Linked DNA regions of Homo sapiens: region 2 is linked to region 1. The links are chromatin contacts, found by Hi-C in ENCODE. All regions are on one chromosome and are shown on one strand. Each heading gives the region's core, a stretch centred on a gene start or an enhancer-like site at or near the end of the contact. The rest is flanking DNA. Distances are from core to core; before and after follow the strand shown. Region 1 overlaps LINC02250 (long intergenic non-protein coding RNA 2250). Region 2 overlaps ATP10A (ATPase phospholipid transporting 10A (putative)).

The links. Hi-C counts contacts between places; a loop is a spot of excess contacts on that map. Pooled maps may share reads with other maps.
Region 2: a map of dorsolateral prefrontal cortex shows a loop between it and region 1 (2.6-fold over the local background). The contact joins two enhancer-like sites. A Hi-C loop is called at or near these places in 6 of 168 maps with a recorded cell type or tissue (HAP-1, dorsolateral prefrontal cortex, heart left ventricle and 3 more) and 9 of 50 pooled maps.

Annotation. Positions count from the first base shown.
Region 1 is chr15:25,541,549-25,544,986 of GRCh38, reverse strand. All of the region lies in intron 1 of LINC02250 (long intergenic non-protein coding RNA 2250), which reads left to right. Among named protein-coding and RNA genes, the nearest start is that of LINC02250, 36 kb to the left of the region's middle. RefSeq lists an enhancer at 1-491. Within about 2 kb of position 1,651, at least 6 of the 41 ENCODE cell types and tissues checked have a DNase peak (open chromatin) inside an H3K27ac peak, as active enhancers do.
Region 2 is chr15:25,692,326-25,695,763 of GRCh38, reverse strand. It overlaps ATP10A (ATPase phospholipid transporting 10A (putative)), which reads left to right. Exons shown (of 21, transcript NM_024490.4): 14 at 618-945. Among named protein-coding and RNA genes, the nearest start is that of LINC02250, 120 kb to the right of the region's middle. RefSeq lists an enhancer at 84-584. Within about 2 kb of position 1,708, at least 2 of the 41 ENCODE cell types and tissues checked have a DNase peak (open chromatin) inside an H3K27ac peak, as active enhancers do.

The DNA.
Region 1 (3,438 bases), core at 402-2,901:
AAAGAGCATGCACGTTAAAAAACAGTTTTAATTCTGTTTTGCACCGTCTGACACCTGGACGTTATAGCTGAATGGGATTTATTATGACAGAATTCCTCAGCAGAATCCAGTAGTCCTATGGATCCTAAACTAAAATGTGTAACCCCATAGAGGCTCTGTGTTGATTTTGCAAGGAATTCCATTAATTTGACAGTGTACTATATCGCATACCCCTTGGTAAAGCCAGTGTAGGTACCTGACCTGGTTATAATATTTATTGTTTAAATTGTTTACTTAGCTAAGTAAATTGTTTAAGTTACTTTTCTGAAGGAATAACAGGACTATCCAAGACCAGGCTTACTTTAGACCGTATCTTAACATTTCTTTTAAAAGATGGATAAAGGCTATTCCATCTGAGCAAAGACTTGTGGAGAGTCTTTGGTTTATCTCGTTATAAAAAGTCATTCAAGAATTCTATGTGGATTTCTTTTCTTTTTTCTTTAAGATTTTTTTTTCATCTATAGAGACAGGGTCTTGCTTTCTTGCCCAGGCTGCTCTCAAATTCCTGGGCTCAAGCGATCCTCCCACCTTGTCCTCCCAAAGTGCTGTGATTACGGGCACGAGCCACCGGACCCGGCCTCTATGTATATTTCCGAAGGTGGTCTCAGGTCACCTGTGACAGCATATAATTCAACTGGAATGCCATCTAGATTTTATCTATCCTAATGTAATTGAAAATGTTTTGGCTTAGAACAGTGTCTTGTTACTTACGGTAATGACCAAATCCTTTGGCATTTGCTTAAATCATTTAGTGACTGTGTGTGTCAATGTTATGCTCCACACCTGTTGCTCATCTTTATACAAAAGAGATGAGGATTAATTGGACAGCTCTGGGAGAAAGGCCATAAAAGCAGCCTTTAACCCTTGAGGACAGAGTGGCATCTTCATTTCTGTAGGCACCCAATCAATATTTGGTGAGGGAATGAATTGGCAAACATATGGGCCACAATCACAACTATGATTTGCTGCCATGATCCTTCCAGTAGCCTGTCTTCATGGTGCTGTCTGGGGTTAGCCATCTTTTTGTCCTGTCCCCAGGCACCAAACACAGGCTGATTTCATTAGCTGTAGCTGCCTATTCTCAGATTCCACATTTCCTTTAAGGCCCATGAATGACAGCAGAAGTTCTAAGGCACAAAAACAAAAAAAAAAAGAGAAAGGGAAAATGAAAAGAATAAAAACTCAAAGAAGGACCATGAGGAAGGAGAAAGAGGAAAAGAACAGCAGAGACAGGGAAAAACAGGGTGACTGAACTAAAGAGACTGGTAGGAATAAAGGGGAAGACAGGACAGACACTGCTTGGAGGATGAGAAGTTGGAATTTTCCCAGGGGGTGGAAGGATGTAAAAGTCAGGGAAGAGACTCAGGAGAAACCACAGATGACCAGGGCATTGGGAGCAGCCCACTAACTCCTGAGCAGTTGAGGGTCCCTGGCTAGCTCTGCGTTTCAGCCCTCACAATAGAGTGGACAAATGTGTCCTCTTTGCCTTAGATGCCACTTACAGTCTGACCCAAATGAAAGAGAGAAGAGGAATGAGACTCTTTCCTCTTGAGTTCTGTTTTACCAAACCTTGGCTCACAGCCCAGATCTTGGAAATAGGCCATCTCTGATCAAGCAGTGCAGCCTGCAGATGAAGAACAGATCTGGGCTTGGCTCAACTAAAAGGGCACAAAACAAAGGCAGTAGAAACCTGCAAAAAACAAAAACAAATCCCAGACCCCAAACTGCCCAAACCATTTCTTTCAAGTAGTTCAGAGCCCTGCCCCCTGAGGATAAATTCAGAAAGAAGCTCCGTGGCTCCTATTTCAACTCAGGAGCCACTGGCCTGCCTAAAGTTTGCCCAATTAGTGGTGAAAGTAGAAAAGGACATTAGGGGTCCTCAATTCTAAGCTGTGTTAAACTTTTTCTTTAATCTTTTTGCCTTCATTTTAAAAAAATTAATACACTCCGTCACAAACTCATGATTGGTTTAAAATCACCACTATCACTTACCCACTTCATGCAAAAGCTTGGAGCATTTTGAGAGATCATCCTAAGTGTCTGTCACCACCAGGCAAAGACCTCATGGAACATGCAATCTAAATTATTCAAGTGCTCGGTAAAGATGATGCAGACACTGTGCTGAAAATCCCATGTGGGCAGACAGGCTCCAACTCTGCATCTTCACACTGCTTCTCCATGGAGGAGGGGAGATTCATTCTTTGAATTAGTTGCCGCTGAGTGGGTCAGAGCTATCATGAGACCAAATTCTTGATTAAAGGATGAAAAAGGGGAGAAAAAGACATGCTGAGTGAATGACCAGCATAAAGAAATTTTATGCCTTATGAAGATTTGACCCTCTGAGGTAGATTTAGATGCTCAAGTAATTGATCAACATTTGGTTTGTGACTTTATACTGGTGTTTTTATGCCTTATATTGTCAATTTTTTATCCAATGTAAGTGTCAAATATATGCTTTTCTTGCCCTACTATTACGCAATTCAAGTCAACTCAGCAAATGTTTATTGACTCTCTCTTCCCTGTCCAAACTCTGTTGTGCTGAATTTTTTTTTTTTTTTTTTTTTTTTTTTTTGGCGACTGTTTCACTCTTGTTGCCCAGGCTGGAGTGTGGTGGCACAATCTTGGCTCACTGCAAACTCCGCCTCCCAGGTTCAAGTGATTCTCCTGCCTCAGCCTCCCAAGTAGCTGGGATTACAAGCCCCTGCCATCACACCTGGCTAATTTTTTATTTTAGGAGAGACAGGTTTCACCATGTTGGCCAGGCTTGTGTCGAACTCCTGACCTCAGGTGATCCACCCGCCTCGGCCTCCCAAAGTGCTGGGATTACAGGCGTGAGCCACTGTGCCCGGCCTGTTGTGCTGATTTTTGTGGGGAATTAGAGATGAATATAAGAGGTTCTCTGCTTTCAGGGTATCGGAATGGCTTTTTCTCTTTTCTACTGCAAATTTCTAATGGATCAAAGTAAGAGTTTAATTTAAATGAAGACCAAGAAACAAGATGGTGAAACTTTAAACTTTTCTGTTAGTAAGAGACCCTAGAAACTACAGCCCATTCCAACCAACGTGATATTTGGTTGTGGTGCCCTGCTGGAGCCCTTGCTCAAGTCCCAGAAGCTGTGACTGGCATTGTGGACCGGCTCACCCAGTATGAGCTCTCTACGACAGTCTCTCCTGCCCACCAGAAAGGGCCGCTTTTCTGGTAGAGGACATGTTCACCTGTTGGAGGGAGCCTAGGGGAAAGCTTTGTTGTTAACAGAGCAGACACTGATGGTGCCACCCACTCCCAACTTTGTGCTGCCTGCCATGCAGTTTCAATTCCCAGAGTGTGTCAGTCATCTTGTGACTGTGAGACAAAGACCAATGGAATGACAGAGATATAAATTGTGCCCTGGAGAGGCTA
Region 2 (3,438 bases), core at 459-2,958, 150 kb before region 1:
TAACTATCCAGCAATTTCACAATAATACAGTATGGCCTCCCAAAGTGAAGATGGTCCATTCCAACCTCTGCACTGTATCATGGGTGATCAAGTAAGATCTTAGAGAAACCTAGACCAGTTCAGTCTCTTTTTTTTGAGACAGAGTCTCGCTCTGTCGCCTAGGCTGGAGTGCAGTGGCATGATCTTGGCTCACTGCAAGCTCCGCCTCCCAGGTTCATGCCATTCTCCTGCCTCAGCCTCCCGAGTAGCTGGGACTACAGGCACCCACCACCACGCCTGGCTAATTTTTTTGTATTTTTAGTAGAGACGGGGTTTCACCGTGTTAGCCAGGATGGTCTTGATCTCCTGACCTCGTGATCCACCCGCCTCGGCCTCCCAAAGTGCTGGGATTACAGGAGTGAGCCACCCACGGTGCCTGGCCACCAATTCAGTCTCTTCTCTGGGGAAAGTCATCCTCTCCGGCTGAACTTCACAGTTTCTGGAGGGTGGCCTCTGGGCAGGCGGGTACTGCAGCCTGGAGCCCGGAAGGATGTCAGCTCCAGAGGTGTTGAGCCAGGGCGGGGATGTTTGTGGCATGACTCTGAGGGAACTGCGCTGTCCTCTCATGTCCCTTTCAGGAGGCGTGTGCAGCCCTGCTAGACCAGTGCCTATGCTACGTGCAGTCCAGAGGCCTCCAGAGAGCCCCTGAGAAGACCAAGGGCAAAGTGAGCATGAGGTTCTCCTCTCTCTGCCCACCCTCCACGTCCACTGCCTCTGGCCGCAGACCCAGCCTCGTGATCGATGGGAGAAGCCTGGCCTACGCTCTCGAGAAAAACCTGGAGGACAAATTCCTCTTCCTTGCCAAGCAGTGCCGCTCCGTCCTCTGCTGTCGGTCGACGCCTCTGCAGAAGAGCATGGTGGTGAAGCTGGTGCGGAGCAAGCTCAAGGCCATGACCCTGGCCATAGGCAAGTATCCCAGCTGGCCAGACGGCCTCCTCCCAGCTGGACCCAAACTTCCTCTACCCTTCCATGCTACACCACGAGATGGGAAAACACTTCCTCACCTTTCTTTCTGTGTGTAAAATCACACCCAGTGTGATAGAGCAGGCAACATGTTCCGAAGGTAAAGTTTACATTGGAAAGCCACAAAAGAGAGTAGCAGAGTTACAGGTTCATGCTGCAAGGTCAGTAATCCGGTGCTGCTTTACGGCAACAAGATGGAGCTTACCCTGTTTCTCAGGAGACAGCACACAAGAGACCTGCCTGTCCCAGTCTGTCCTGGCCACAGCAGAGGGCACTACACACTCAGCCTTAGCCCAGGCCAACTTAGAAGGTCCTTTGCAGCTGCTTCTGGTCACCATGAGCCTCCGGGTGTCCAAGGCTTTGTAACGCCCTAAGGGCCCAGAGGCTTGGTGACCAGAATTCCCACTGCCTCCTGTCAGCTGTGCTGATGGTTCTGGGACAGGCTTCTGAGTAAATAAGTCCATCATCAGATACGCATCACTGCTCAGTTTTACACCAGTTATTTAAGGACTGTGTTTCTCATGGTGGTTTTTCCTGGCAGACACTGTTGGCCTGGAGAGCCCTGTCTGCTCCTCTCCAGGGAGGGGATGGTGGCCACTCGCCTCCTTCCAGGACATCCTCTCTGCCCACTTCTAGTGCAGGCAGAGTCTCTAGCACAGGTTCAGGGGCTCAGCAGCACCACCTCCTGGTGAGGGCCAGGAAGGAAGCAGTGGCCGTGACCCCCACATGCCAACAATTGGGCCTCCCTGTAAATAGAATCTACTCCTAGGTGAGAACTGGATCAGAAATCAAGTACCCTCGCCAATCAATCAGCCAGTGTTGGCAGTATTTTCTGCAAAAGGTCTGTGACAGCCCCTGCTTGTTGACATGGAGATTGCTGCCTGTTCACAGTGGGCACCTCACCTGGCCAGAGGAGACCGCTGTTGAGCCTGGGTTACAGTGGCAGTGAGGAGAGCGAGCACTGGCCTGAACACGGTCGTCATGGGGACCCTGCCCTACACACCCTGAGGCCAGTAACCGCTAAGGAGAGTGGGCACAGGGCACGTGTTCAGGAGGCCCGGGGAACCTAACAGCCATGGCCTGTCCTGAGGCCATCTTTGCCTTCATGTGCCTGGGGTGGCCCTCAGGTTTCCCTGAGGAGCTGGAAACGGTCTTCAGGCTGACCTGCACCACCCCTGTCCCAGCCTCCTCCTCTGAGCGTCAGCGTCCTTCCCTGGGAGCACGAGGACAACGTCAGCCCTGAAAGGCCACAGTACACAGTAAGACGTGAATGATGTTTCCCTGGCCTGGCCAGTGCCTGCCTCAGCCGCGTAGCCACTGGTGTCTGGTATTCCTGAAGAAGTGGAAGGAAATCCTTGGCAGATTAAAAAGAAAAGGAAACACAGAATGGAATCTCAAAAGAAAACGGGAAAGTAATGACCCATAAGAACATCAGCACATGGCTGGGCACGTGGTTCACACCAGTCATCTCAACAGTTTGGGAGGCCAAGGCAGGAAGATCACTTGAGCCCGGGAGTTTGAGACCAGCCTGGGCAACATAGTGAGTCCCCATCTCTACAAAAAATAAAAAAAATTAGCTGTGTGTGGTGGCACACACCTGCAGTCTCAGCTACTTGAGAGGCTGAGGTGGGAGGCTCACCTGAGCCCAGGAGGTCAAGGCTGCAGTGAACCGTGATCACACCACTACACTCCAGCCTAGGCAATAGAGTGAGAGACCCTGTCTCAAAAAAAGAAAAAAAAAACTGCTGGGGCAACATGGTGGGCGAAACCCCATCTGTACTAAAAATGCAAAACCTGGCTGGGTGTGGTGGCATGTACCTGTAGTCCTACCTACTCAGGAGGCTGAAGTGGGAGGATCACTTGAGCCCAGGAGGTTGAGGCTGCAGTGAGCCATGATCATGCCACTGCACTCCCACCTAGCCTGGGTGACAGAGTGAGACCCTGTCTCAAAAGAAAAAGAAAGAAAGAAAGAATGCGTTAAAGCATCAATGTGACCTACTCCTAGTGCCCAGTGGTTTATAATGTAGAGAGCATCGTTGCATACCATATCTCATGTTTTACCGTATCTCATTTTAAATGGGACATTCTGGGGAAAGCTGTACAGATTTTTATTGCTTCAGAGAATTCCAATTTGATATATATTAACTGATCAGTTAATATTGGTCTCAACATTATAAAGAACAGGAAAATCACAGGGAAGAGACATCCTGTAGTCACACTACAAGTCATTCTAACTTTGTGTATCTGCACCTTTTCTCATTTGTGCAACTTGGGATGTATGCCCTGATTTGGGCTCTTCTGCTGCCCAGTTCCAAGAATGGTGACCGTCACGGAGTGATAACAACTTTATGACTCTGCTGTCCTTTCCCCGAAGGTGTCCAGATATCTGACCATGCTCTGTGTTCCTAAACATTTTCTATCAACAAATTGACAGAA